Regions from separate parts of the Homo sapiens genome. Here region 1 is linked to region 2. Evidence: chromatin contacts called from ENCODE Hi-C or POLR2A ChIA-PET data. All regions are on one chromosome and are shown on one strand. The core of a region is the stretch at or near the end of the contact, and the rest is flanking DNA. Distances in the headings are between cores, read along the strand shown.

What was found. A loop is a pair of places that touch in the nucleus more often than their neighbours do. ChIA-PET counts read pairs that join two places held with the same protein, here RNA polymerase II (POLR2A). Pooled maps may share reads with other maps.
Region 1: a loop to region 2 is called in a map of gastrocnemius medialis, with 5 times the contacts of the local background. The contact joins the promoter of ZNF710 here to the promoter of MFGE8 in region 2. A Hi-C loop is called at or near these places in 1 of 168 maps with a recorded cell type or tissue (gastrocnemius medialis) and 1 of 50 pooled maps. POLR2A ChIA-PET finds 5 or more read pairs at or near these places in 1 of 52 experiments (H1).

What each region holds. Positions count from the first base shown.
Region 1 is chr15:89,997,334-90,003,395 of GRCh38, forward strand. It overlaps ZNF710 (zinc finger protein 710), which reads left to right and starts at 3,991. Exons shown (of 5, transcript NM_198526.4): 1 at 3,991-4,281. RefSeq lists silencers at 3,443-3,612, 4,021-4,189, 4,605-5,104 and enhancers at 4,804-5,572, 5,573-6,062.
Region 2 is chr15:88,909,052-88,915,244 of GRCh38, forward strand. It overlaps MFGE8 (milk fat globule EGF and factor V/VIII domain containing), which reads right to left and starts at 4,328. Exons shown (of 8, transcript NM_005928.4): 1 at 4,196-4,328; 2 at 741-872. The coding sequence starts at 4,268. RefSeq lists an enhancer at 3,538-4,069.

The DNA of each region.
Region 1 (6,062 bases), core at 2,741-5,240, 1.1 Mb after region 2:
CCTAGTTACTCGGGAGGTTGAGGTGGGAGGATGGCTTGAGCCCAGAAGTTCGAGGCTGCAGTGAGCTATGATCATGCCACTGTAATCCAACCTGGCTGACAGAGCAAGACCCTGTATCCAAAGAAGAATGTGGATGTTTACAGACCAGAAGATAATTTGTGACATATACCGGGTGAAAGTAGCTGCAATTCAGTAGGTGTAGTGTTATGCCATTTTTGTTAATTTTGTAAAAATAACATGCTTATACATAGAGTCATCATTTGCTTAATGATATTGACTTTGTACAGTTTTATTATGGTGTGCACTTACATGTAGCCACTAGGATATAAAATGTCCAAGGATATACACCGAAATATGTCTCTAGATAGGGTTCGTTTTCGAATTCTTTCACAATGAACTTGTGTTGTAAAGAAATAACAGAGGGCTGGGCGCAGTGGCTCATGCCTGTAATCCTAGCACTTTGGGAGGCCGAGGCAGGCAGATCCCCTGAGGTCAGGAGTTTGAGACCAGCCTGGTCAACAGGGCAAAACCCTGTCTCTACTAAAAATAAAAAAAAAATTAGCTGGGTGTGGTGGCACATACCTGTAATCCCAGCTACTCGAGAGGCTGAGGCAAGAGAATCGCTTGAACCCAGGAGGCGGAGGTTGCAGTGAGCCAAGATCGTGCCACTGCACTCCAGCATGGGTGACAGAGCGAGACTCCCACTCACGAAAGAAATAATAGAAGTGTAAAATGTTTACAAAGCAGGAACTGGAGCTGTGGTATCTGCCTGGATCCTTGAGGGCATTTGGCTGGTGCCAAGTTCATGTGCAGGTCACTTGGAGAACCAATAATCCAACCAAAGGACTAAGAGGTTTTGGGAGCTTTAAATCACGTTGTGGAGAAGTCAATAATCACCCCCTATCCCTCCCCTGCTCCTCCAGTGCAAACTTCTGTGATTACGTCTCTCTCCTGAGCAAACATAGCCAGGTGCCTGCTCCCAGGGGCCTTCCTGGATTTCATGAGGCCCATCCTCTCCTGATTCCTATTTGTTCCTCAGGCAGGCTACAACTCTGCTGATCAGGCTGGGCCTTGATAACCAGTCATCAAGCTCTGGTCATGTTCCTGAGAAGCCACCTGGCCATCTTGATCGGATGTGGTGTTCACCAATCCCAGCCTCCCAGTGGGACACTGGTCATCTTTGAAGGAATGCTTCCCCCTCAGTCAGCTCATCATGTTTCTGGTGTGGTGAGTCACTCTGGTTTCAACCCTGAACGTAATCTTATTTCCAGGTCATCGGGGCACTACCCAGTCACTCCCTGATTTGTAGTAATAGTAAATAAAAGCTACCGGGGATTGGTGCTTATGTACCGGACACCATGCTAGGTGTGGGGTTTGAGCCTCACAACAAACTGTGAAGCAGGTATTTTTATCCCTATTTTACAGAAAAGTTAGAGAGGTTGACTTGCCCAGGAATATGCAGCAGGTAAGCCTGGGCCCTTAAACTAAGACACTGTCTCTGCAATCCACAGGTCTTCTTACCTGCATTTTATATGTCCCGAAATTAAGTCGAAGTTATTCACTGAAGTTATGTTATTCATTTACATTCATGAAGTTAGCAAGTGGGAGGGGCTAAAATCTGAATATTTCCCTGACACCCTCCCCTTTTTCCCACTTGTGCTCTATCCTCACTCTCCCCCCACCCACTTGTATTCTAAGCTGCAGTAAACACTTCAACTCTTGACAGTTCTAAGAACCTGTAATAATGTGCCGTCTTGCCCTGGGGCCTTTGGACAGACTGTTCTCTCCCATGCATTTGGCTAGCACAGCCTAATCTAGACACGACCTCCTCCAGGAAGCCACACCTGACCACCTTAGTCCAAGCACCCTCTTAGGAGCTTTCTTGGTTCACTCTTGCCTGTATCGCATGGCACTGAGGTTGCTGTCTTCTTTTCTTGCTCCTTCGCCTGCAAAGCCAAAGGCCAAAGCAAGGACTGCGTCTTGCTGATGATTCGGTCCTCAGCAGCCAGCACCTTCGCCGGCACGGGGTAGGTACTCAGTAGGCATTTGTTAAGTGCATGCTTGGCTCTAAGAGCTGCATTCTGCTTTTTTGGAGGATGCAGCTTGGGTGTACTAAGTGGGAGGCTGCAAGTGATGACGGAAATGTGGTTTCCTGCAGACCTGGGCAAAGGCCCTGGGGTCATTGGGGGCTCAGGGTGCTGATGTTAAAAGACCATGGTGTCCTTCTTGTTGAACCAAACTCTCAGGCTACTGTTTCCTCACTCCTCGTCAGAGACAAATGTGTTCTGAGTGACTGGAGTCATAGCTCAGAGCACCAGGAGCTGGTTTAGGGTGGGGCGAGGGGCCGTGGCCTTGGGGCTCTCGTTTCTAAAGGCCCAGGGCTCAGGGCTGGGGGGAGGGGTGAGGAGTGGCAGGTCGTGTCCCCGGGAGGCTGCAGTCACTGGGGGAGAGACAATGGGGCTCAGCATCTGCTCCTCCCTGGGAGAAGGGACCCTTCAGTGAAAAGCCAGGGAGAGCAGGGAAGTGTGGGAGGAATTGATGAGGAGAAGGGGTGGAGCCAAGGAGATGCAGCCGGGAGGAAGGAAGGGAAGGGAAGGAAGGGAAGAGGGAGGGGAGAGGATCCAGGCTTTCCTTCCTCCCGGTGACCTGGTCCTGAGCCGCAGCTTCCCTTGCATTGTTCCCTGAGTTTGCTCTCGGGGCCCACCGAGACCTCACGTTTCTCCCCCTGGCTGCAGCCCCAGTCCGAGGGCCCGGCATCCAGCAGGTGCTCAATACTTACTTGGGAAAATGACAAATGTGACCAACTTTGCTTTGGGAACTTTCCCCCGTCTTCTCCCCACTCCTCCGGAGAACCCGAGGACAGAGCAGGTCTTGGGAGCACGCCCGGGCGCCCCATGAATAATTGACCCTTCCTGGCGGCACTGCCCGGCTCTGTCCGAGGGCTCCGGACCCGCCCTGCGTTGCAGTCGAGAAACGGCTCGGAGTGGCGGGTGTTCTGGAGGTTGGAGGCCTGGTGTCCGGCCTGCGCCGGAGCTGGAGGGCGGCGAGGCTGTGCCAAACCCCGCGGCCCCTCAGGGAGCCGAGAGGGACCTGACGGCCGCGCTGCCAGCGACCACGCCTCGGCGCCCCCCAGCAGTGCGCCCCGGGGCCGAGGCCCAGGCCCTGGGCTCGGGGACCCCGCCAGCCCGCCGATCCCAGCAGCTGCCCTGAGCCCCTTCTCCACCCGGGCCCTGGCGCTCGGAGCCCGCGCCGCTCCCTCGAGTCAGGCCGTCCAGGGCTCTGCTAACAGCTGTTTAAAGGCTTTTGCTGTTCAGTGCTCTGCGGGGATGTTTGTTCCAGGCCCATCTGCCTACTTTAAAAATACATAAGTGAAGCACACACACCCAGCTTGCCACCTCTGGCTGGGGAGGGGCGGGCTCGGCGGCCCTCGCTCGCACTTGGGAAGGAACCGGCACCCAGGAGCCGCACCCGTGCCCCAACACCCGCACCGGCTCTCCTCTCCAGAGGACGCCCCTGGCTTCCCTTGGGGGGGGCGGGGCGCAGGGCCCCCGGGCCCCCTTTGTACCGGACAGGGCCGGGCCCCCCATTTCCAAGCGAGGTCTGCCTCTTCCCCGCTTCAGTTAATCTTTGTTCCCCTTTTCTGCTGAGAGGAGAAAAAAAAAAGAGAGAGAGAGAAAGAAAGAAAAGAAGGAAAAAAGGCGTGACTTGATTTTCAAACGAAACTCCCACAGCAAACAAAACCCTTTTAGAGAAATAAGAAAGGAGGAAGAAGGAAGAAAAGAGGGAAGAAAAAAACAGGAGAAAGAAAACCCTTCAGGCTTTCAATTCGAGTGGGAGAGTTGAACCGAAAGAAAGAGAAAGAAAGGAAGAAAAATCCTCTGCGGTAGAAAGAGAAAAGAAAACTTGGGCTGACAAGAGGGAGGTGTTGGGGGTGGAAGGAAGTGAGAAAACAAAAGAGAGATAAAAGGGCTGCTTTTCTGTCTCTCTCTTCCTCTGCGAGCTGGCTTAGGAGGAGCTGTTTTGCATCCCTTCACGTCAGCCCTGCCTCATTCCCTTCTTCCAGGGAGGGAGAGAGCGCGAGCGAGAGAGCGAGCGAGAGGAGGGGGGAGAGAGAGAAAGAGAGGAGCCGGAGGGAGGGCGGCAGGAGCAGGCGGCGGGCGCGCGTGGAGGCGGGCGGCGGGCGCACAGCAGCAGCCCGGGCGGTGGGCAGCCAGGAGCCCCCGGCCCGGCCCGGCCCGGCCCGCCGAGGGCCCCAGCGCAGGAGCCGCGCCCGGACCCAGGGTGAGTGTCCCGCGCGGCCCCCCGCCCCAGCCCCAGCCCCAGCCCCGCAGCCCCGCGCTGCCGGCCGGCGGGGGCGCGGGGGGCGCGGGGGTGGGTCGCTGCGGCCGCGGCCGACCCGCCCCCCGCCTCTCCCTGGGGACGGCCGCGCGCAGGCCCGCGCCGCGCTGCAAACATGTCGTCTTTTCCTTTCACTTCCACATTCCCTCATGCCGGAGAGCTGGAGGGAGAGAGGGAGAGCCGGGGAAAGAGGGAGAGATGGCGTCTGGGGTGGGGGGGAGGGAGAGGAGGGGGAGGGGGAAGGGAGAGGGAGGGAGCGAGCGAAAGAGGGCGAGAGGGAGGAGAGCGCGCGAATGAGAGAGAGAGAGAGAGAGAGAGAGAGAGAGGCAAAAATGAAAGGAAAGCGTCGCGGCGGCGGCGGCGGCGGCGCGGGAGGCCCGGGAGGCGACGGTGGCGGAGGCTCTCGGGCCCGCACGTGGGTGTCCCGGTGCTGGGTGCGCTCCCCCCACACCCGGCCCGGGACTCAAAGTTTCACCCCCTCGCCGCCCCGCCCCTACGGCTGCCCACAAACTTTATTCTCGGAGCGGGTGGGGTTGTTGCGCGTCCCAGCCGGCCGGGGGTGGGGGAGAGCTGAGCGCGCCGCTGGCGGGGCTGGGGGCGTCCCCGAGGGCCACTGGCCGCCGCACGCTGGGCGCCGCGGGATCTCCGCCGGGACAGCGTCGGGGCGCCGCGGGCCGGGGACCCAGGACCGGCGCTCGCTGTCTGGGGGCGTGGGGGTGGGGGTGGCGGGCGGGGTCCCTACGGCCCGTCTTGAGCCTCCCGCGGCTCAGCCCCCCTTCCTCCTCGTCGCCCTCTCTCCGTCTTCTCGCGGTCATTTTCCTAATTGGATGGAGCTGTGGGGCGTGAGCACCAGCGTCAGATCGGGGCCCTCAGGCTACCAGGTGGGCGCGCGGGCTCGGGGACCGACGGGGCAGCCCCAGCCTCCCCACCCTAGGCGCACAGATCCCGCAGATCCGGCCCTTGGGCCACCGCCCCCTTCACCGCGGACTTGCTAACTAGTGCGTATCGGGTTTTTTTCCAACTTGCCTTTTAAGATGACTTTTATGGGCGCTGCAACTGCTTCCCTCCAGTCTAAGCTGTAGTTTGGAAAGATTTAAGAGGCCAGGGAGGTGCTTGTGTGGATTTTAACCAACCTGAAAGGGTCATTCATGTATCTCTAGGATTTGCGAGACGGTTAGGGCAAGGCGTAGCAGTATCCGGGGTGCCTTTTCTTTTTTCTTGATATGGAGTCTTGCTCTGTCGCCCAGGCTGGAGTGCAGTGGCGCGATCTCGGCTCACTGCAGCCTCCGTCTCCCGGGTTCAAGCGATTCTCCTGCCTCAACCTCCCCAATAGCTGGGACTACAGGCGCACGCCACCACGCCCGTTTAATTTTTAATTATTTTTAGGAGAGACGGGGTTTCACCATATTGGCCAGGCTGGTCTCAAACTCCTGACCTCGTGATCCGCCCGCCCCGGCCTCCCAAAGTGCTGGGATCACAAGGACTCTTCGAGGTACTCGTCCTACTGGGTCTGAGGGAGGCCTGCCGGGCAATCCAGTGAGGGACCAACGTCATGGCCCACCCTTGAGCTGCAGGCCGAGTGCCCACCTGCAAAGGGCACCCTGAGCACCTTTCTTGCTGTGCAAAATGGAAACTCCCGGCCGGTATCGACCTGCAGTGTACATAACTAGTCCCTGTGGGCATCTGGGAAATTCACAAAACTCCCCCACAGGTGTGCGGAGAAG
Region 2 (6,193 bases), core at 3,078-5,577:
CACATGTGGGCAACCCGCCTGCCCCATGAGGAGTCCTAGTGGGGTGGGAGCACTAAGTGGGAGGGACTCCAGCTGGGCCTGGAGGGAGGACAGCAGGGGAACTGCTGTTGCCACCCCACCTAGGGCCATTCTGTGGCCGAGTGGATAACCAGGCAGGTCACACGCGGACAGCCCCTCTGGGCATGCAAGGCCTCTGACCACCTGACCGCGTGGGGATGGTTCAGCTGGCCCAGGCCTCTCCCTTCTCCCCGAGCTCTGCGATGAGGCTGCAGGTCAAACTTGGGCCAGGAACTGTCAGACTCTGAAACCAAGGCTGATTTACTGAGTTCCTGGGCCTCAAAAGACCAAGAATGTGTTTGTTTTCCCCTCTTAGGTAGAAAAATCCTTGCAACTTAACCCTAATGCTGTGTGTCTGGCTCATGGTGACTCAAGAAACAGCACTCCCGTGACCTCCAGGGTGACCACAACCCCTCACTCCTCTGCATCAGCATCAGGCCTGGCCGGCAGTCTCAGGAAAGAGGGCCAGGCAGAAAGAAGGAAGAAACAACAGGACCCTTTTCCCCCCTCGGTCTAACTGAGGCTCTGTCTCTCTCTCTGAGTCTCCCCAGAGGAGGCCTTGACACCTCCACTGGGGTGGGGATCACAGGCAGAGAATAAGGCCAGCATATGGCCTATGCCACCAGGGCTGTGGCTCAGGGTCTACTGCTAGAAACAGGCAACAAGCACCCCCACATACTCACTCGTCTCACAGTGGTTGCCCGCGTAGCCCTTAAGGCACGTGCAGGTGTACGAGGGGAAGACATCTCCTCGCACTTCTTGGGAAATCTCCTCGCATAAACCACCGTTGTGGCAGGGGTTTTTGGAACAGATATCTGGGGACAGAGACAGGTAAGATGAGCAGATGATCAGGAAGGAGCTGGGGACACAGGTGAGAAGTAGCAGATGGGTCCAGCCCAAAAGGACCCTCCACTCAAACTCGCCCATTATCTCTTCCTCTCCCTCTTCCCCCGTGTGCTGGATGGAGCCTGAGTCCGCCTAGAGCCAAGGAAGTCCATGTGTAGGCGAATCGGCCCACATAAGGGAAGCGCCCAGCTTTCCAAGTGGCCTGGGAGTGTCCAGAAAAGTGCTGGCTGACAATGGCAGTGGTGCTGGGGACCACTGCCCACTGGTGGAAGAGCTGGCAGCTGGGGTCTGGAGAGGCAGGCAAGGTCCAGGGCAGGTCTCTTGGCAGCAGTTTGATTGCAAAGGAGGCCCATGAGGACTTTCAGGCAGGGGCAGTGGAAGGAAGCATTGTTCTGGCCCATTGAGCAGGTTCCGCCCACCAATTCAGGCACAGGTTGCAGTCACAGATGTCACCTCCAATGGCAGCCCTGACTCAGGAACAGCACGATGATCATCCAGGAAACACTGGGAGGGCCAATGACCATGCTAGGCCCCCGAGACAGAGAAATCAGATGCAGCGCAGGCCTCAAGAAGCCAAGGGGAAAGAGGCCAGCAAGTCCACAGATGAGGAAGATTGCCCAACGCTCCAGAAGCCTGCATGGACCGTCACTGGAGGCATGATTTCTGCTGGGGAATTAGAAGTTCCCCAGAGGAGGGAATATTTGAGCTGGGTCTAGAAGACAAAGTAAGGGGGGTGCCAGACTGGGCAATGAGTAAAGAATGTTCCAAGAAAAGCAGATGCACAGAGGGTGTGGTATGTTGGAGCACAGTTAGATGCAGCTGGAAGGGTAGGCTGGGGCCAGACTGGGAGGGATCTGAAGAATGACAAGTTTAGTTTTTCATCCCGTAGAGCAGTGGCTTTTAACCTTCCTTCACCCTCCTCACCATTGTCCACCAGGGGGGAGAAAAAATAAAAATAAAATAAAAAACAAGAAACAAGAAACAGAGATTCTCAAGTGTGAGATGGGAGTGGGAAAGTCAGTTCCAATTGCGGGATGAAGAAGGCTGAAAAGGCCCATGTGCAGACATGCCGCTGAGCTCTCCCAGGGTGGGGAGCATCTGGTAGCTGCAGACAGGTCCCTCTGGCTGAAATGCAGAAATCCCACTGAAGAGGGTGAAGGTGGAGAGCAGGAGAGCATGGTGAGAGAGGAAGTCAGGGCAGAGGAGTGAAAAGGAAGGGTGATTTCAGAACCACCAGGGGGCAAGGGCTGGAGAGGCCACCAGGGCTTCTGGATGGGAACCTGGATGACAGATGTACACTATCAGCCCCGGTGGTGGAGAACACAGGAGAAGGAACAGGAGGGCCTGTCCTCAATCCCTTGACTCTGGTGGGTCGGCCGGGCCCAACAGGAGTCCTCTAGCCGACATTAGCATCCCAGAAGGGCTGCCCCAGACCCTACACCCAAATCTGTCATTTGGAGCAAGACATGAGACATCTTTTTGCCTTGGCCGGGCATGGTGGCTCACACCTGTAATCCCAGCACTTTGGGAGGCCGAGGTGGGAGGATCATGAGGTCAGGAGATCCAGATCATCCTGGCTAACACGGTGAAACCCCGTCTCTACTAAAAATACAAAAAATTAGCCGGGCCGGGCGTGGTGGCAGGTGCCTGTAGTCCCAGCTACTTGGGAGGCTGAGGAAAGAGAATGGCATGAACCCAGCGGGCGAAGCTTGTAGTGAGCCAAGACCGCGCCACTGCACTCCAGCCTGGGCGACACAGCAAGATTCCATCTCAAAAAGAAAAAAGAAAAAAAAAAAAACCTTTTTGCCTCCCCCTCAGAGTCACCCATCTAAGGCTGGAGAGTCCTCCTGAAATCTCAAAGCCCCTTCATCCCACTCCAGGGAAGGCAACAACACCATTAATGAGCGATCTGCCCTCAGAGCTCCCCCTCCAGGGGCCTCAGGAGCTTAAAGTGGCTCCCAAGGAGCTATTAGTCATTGGCTTTAAATAGCAGGTAATCCTTCCTCTGACCTGGCAGGCGGGGGCGAGCATTGACACAGACAGAGGCTTGGGTTGGGAATGGACTCTTCCCTCCCAACTGCACCGGCCCTCTCCCTACACTGCTCCAGGGCAAAACGGTCCAGTGGGAAAAAGGGAAAGGGAAAGGTGTACTCTACCCAGCCACGTTACCTGTGTGTAAGATAGGTATGGTGTTTCCTCCTTCTGGAAAAGGCCACATCACCCTGTATAAAAACATCTTTGGGACTTCAGAGTCCTGCTCTTTCGGGGACTTTCCAGTAACATTTGGCCAGAGTTCAGGTTGGGGGGTACAGGGAAGAGTAGAAAGGGGCTAAGAAGATCCAGCTGTCTTTCATGGTGGCCGGGGAGGGCCAGGAGCTCCCAAGTTCCTGGGAGCTTGGAGCACTCTGGAAGCTCTAGCCCCGAGGGTCAGGCAGATCACAGGACATAGGGCTGGGGCTCAGCTGTTACCTACCTTGCTTCAGTCAATCCCATTTCTATGAGAAAATGATGGAGGGGCCACCTAAAGAGTCCTGGCCCTGACTCCCTCCCAGCGCTCCACGGTGAATGGCACGGGGCATCCGCAAGTCCAGCCTGCAAGGGGCCCAGCTGGCCTCCGGAGGCCTCCTGGGAGGCGGAGGAGGACCGGGGAAGATACAGCAGCCGGCCAAGGCCGCGGGAGGGAGGGAGTCAGGAGACTCCCATCAGCAGGCAGCCCTCTTCCAAGCTCCTCGAAGCCTCTGGGTCCCCTCCCGGGCCCCACTTACGGCCTGCGTCCATTGCACCGACTCCCCGGCCCTTCCCTTATGTGACCAGGCACGGACAATTGGGAGCGCAAAAATCCAATGAACTGTCCAGCCAACTGGAGTTGGCAGGGAGATGGCCAGGACAAAGTTATCCAGACAAGACTTATCCATACTAGAGTCCTAGAATCTCCCAGGTGGAAGGGGTTCGAAAGTCAAACGCAGTTCCCTGGCCTCATTTTTCACCAGGGAAAAGAGAGGCCCGACACAGCGGATTCCTTTGTCATTATCTGTAAGCCGCATCCCTGGGGGCGGCAGGGCTGTCACCCGATGTCCCGAGTCCCAGCCCAAAAGCCCCAGCGCAGAGACAGCAGGGCCGCATCCCCCTGTCCCGCCAGGGCGCAGCGGAAGAAGCCGCCCCTCTGCCCAGCCCGGTCCCCGGGGCTTTGTCTAAGTTTGTCAACAGTGGAGGTGGAGGGCGGGCGCCGGGCAAACTTCCGAGCGGCGCGGGGAGGAGGGGCGAGGGGCAGAGGGCGGCGCGATCCACTCACCCAGGGCGACGAGGAGGCTGGGGGCGCAGAGCAGCGCGCCGCACAGCGCGGCCAGCAGGCGGGGGCGCGGCATGCTGCGGGGACGCGGGCGCTGGAATGGGCACGCTGGGCTGCTCAGACCCCGCGGGGTTCTGGCGCCTTCTCCTCTGGGACCGGAATAAATCAGGCGGCTCAGCACCTCCCACTGGCCGTGCGCTCCGCCCAAGCTGGCCAGAGGCGGACTGGGGGCGGGGCTCCGCGGCTGGGAGGGAATTGGTTGAAAGGAATTGGGGGGCGCGGGGGTGGTCCGCGATATCTGCCTCTTCCGCCACTGCCACACCGGCGTCCCGCGTCGTGCCAACGGCCGGGTCACGAGTCTTGAGTCTGTTGGGCGGGAAAAGTTCAGGAGTTTTGTTTTTAAGATTTTTAGACTTGAAAAGATGCTAACTCTTTATTCATAATCAGATAGATGCAAATTAAAACTACAATGAGCATCGTGTTTCCCTTCTCGGATCGGCAAGTATCAAGATGTTAACAAGGTTAGTGGAGGCTGTGGGGAACAGGTCCAAGCATGCTTCGCTGAAGACAGTATAAATTAGTTCAACTTCCCTAGAGGGCTATTTGGTAACACCTATCAAAACGACAAATGCTGACACCTTAAGACCTAGCATTTCCACATAGAGAGATTCATTCTACAGAAACTCCCATGTGCAAAATGACAGATATACAAAGATAGCATAGCAACATTGTCTGAAATGGTAAAATACTAAAAAAAAAAAATCAGCGAAGGTTTCTGTAAAGGGCCTAATAGAAAATGTTCTCTGATATGTAGGCCCTGAGTCTCTGTAGCAGCTATTCATCTCTGCCTTTGTTGCAAGAAAGGCACCATAGACAAAATGCGAGGAAATGGGCACCTGTTTGCCGAAAGGGAATAAAACAAAGCAAGCCTGTCACCGTTGACTTTTTACTAAATGATTTGTACTTATCATGTGCAAATATTACCTGTTTACAAATAAGTGATTTTAATAATAGTGTTTTGGCTGGGTGCGGTGGCTCACACCTGTAATCCCAGCACTTTGGGAGGCCGAGGCACGTGGAACACCTGAGGTCGGAGTTCAAGACCAGCCTGGCCAAGATGGTGAAACCCCGTCTCTACTAAAAATACAAAAATTAGCCGGGCGCAGTGGCAGGTGCCTGTAATCCCAGCTACTCGGGAGGCTGAGGCAGGAGAATCGCTTGAACCCAGGCGGCAGAGGTCCCAGTGAGCCGAGATCATGCCACTGCACTCCAGCCTGGGTGACACAGTGAGACTCTGTCTCTAATAATAATAATAATAATAATAATAATAATAATAATAATAATGCTTCAGGCTGGGAGTGGTGACTCAAGCCTGTAATGCCAGCTCTTGGGGAGGCCGAGGTAGGCATATCACTTAAGCTCAAGAGTTCGAGACCTTCCTGGGCAACATGGCAAAACCCTGTTTCTACAAAAAAAGAAATACAAAAATATTCCAGGCGCATGCCTGTAGTCCCAGCTACTCAGGAGGCTGAGGTGGGAAGATCGCTTGATCCCAAGAGGTCGAGGCTGCAGTGAGCCACGATTGCACCACTGCACTCCAGCCTGGGCAACAGAGCGAGACTGTCTCAAAAAATAATAACAATACTAATACTAATAAGTATTTAAGTCAGACTAGCCAACAAACAAAATAGAACAGTCACACATCTCCCCTCCTAGCTGTGTTGAGACCTAAGTTGGGACTAGAGTCCACTGGCAAGATGCCCTTCTTAAAATATTCAGAAGCGGGTACTGGGCGTGGTGGCTCATGCCTGTAATCCCAACATTTTAGGAGGCCGAGGCAGGCGGATCACGAGGTCAGGAGATCGAGACCATCCTGGCTAACACAGTGAAACCTCGTCTCTACTAAAAATACAAAAAAAAAATTAGCCGAGCGTGATGGTGGGTGCCTGTAGTCCCAGCTGCTCAGGAGGCTGAGGCAGGAGAATGGCGTGAGCCCGGGAG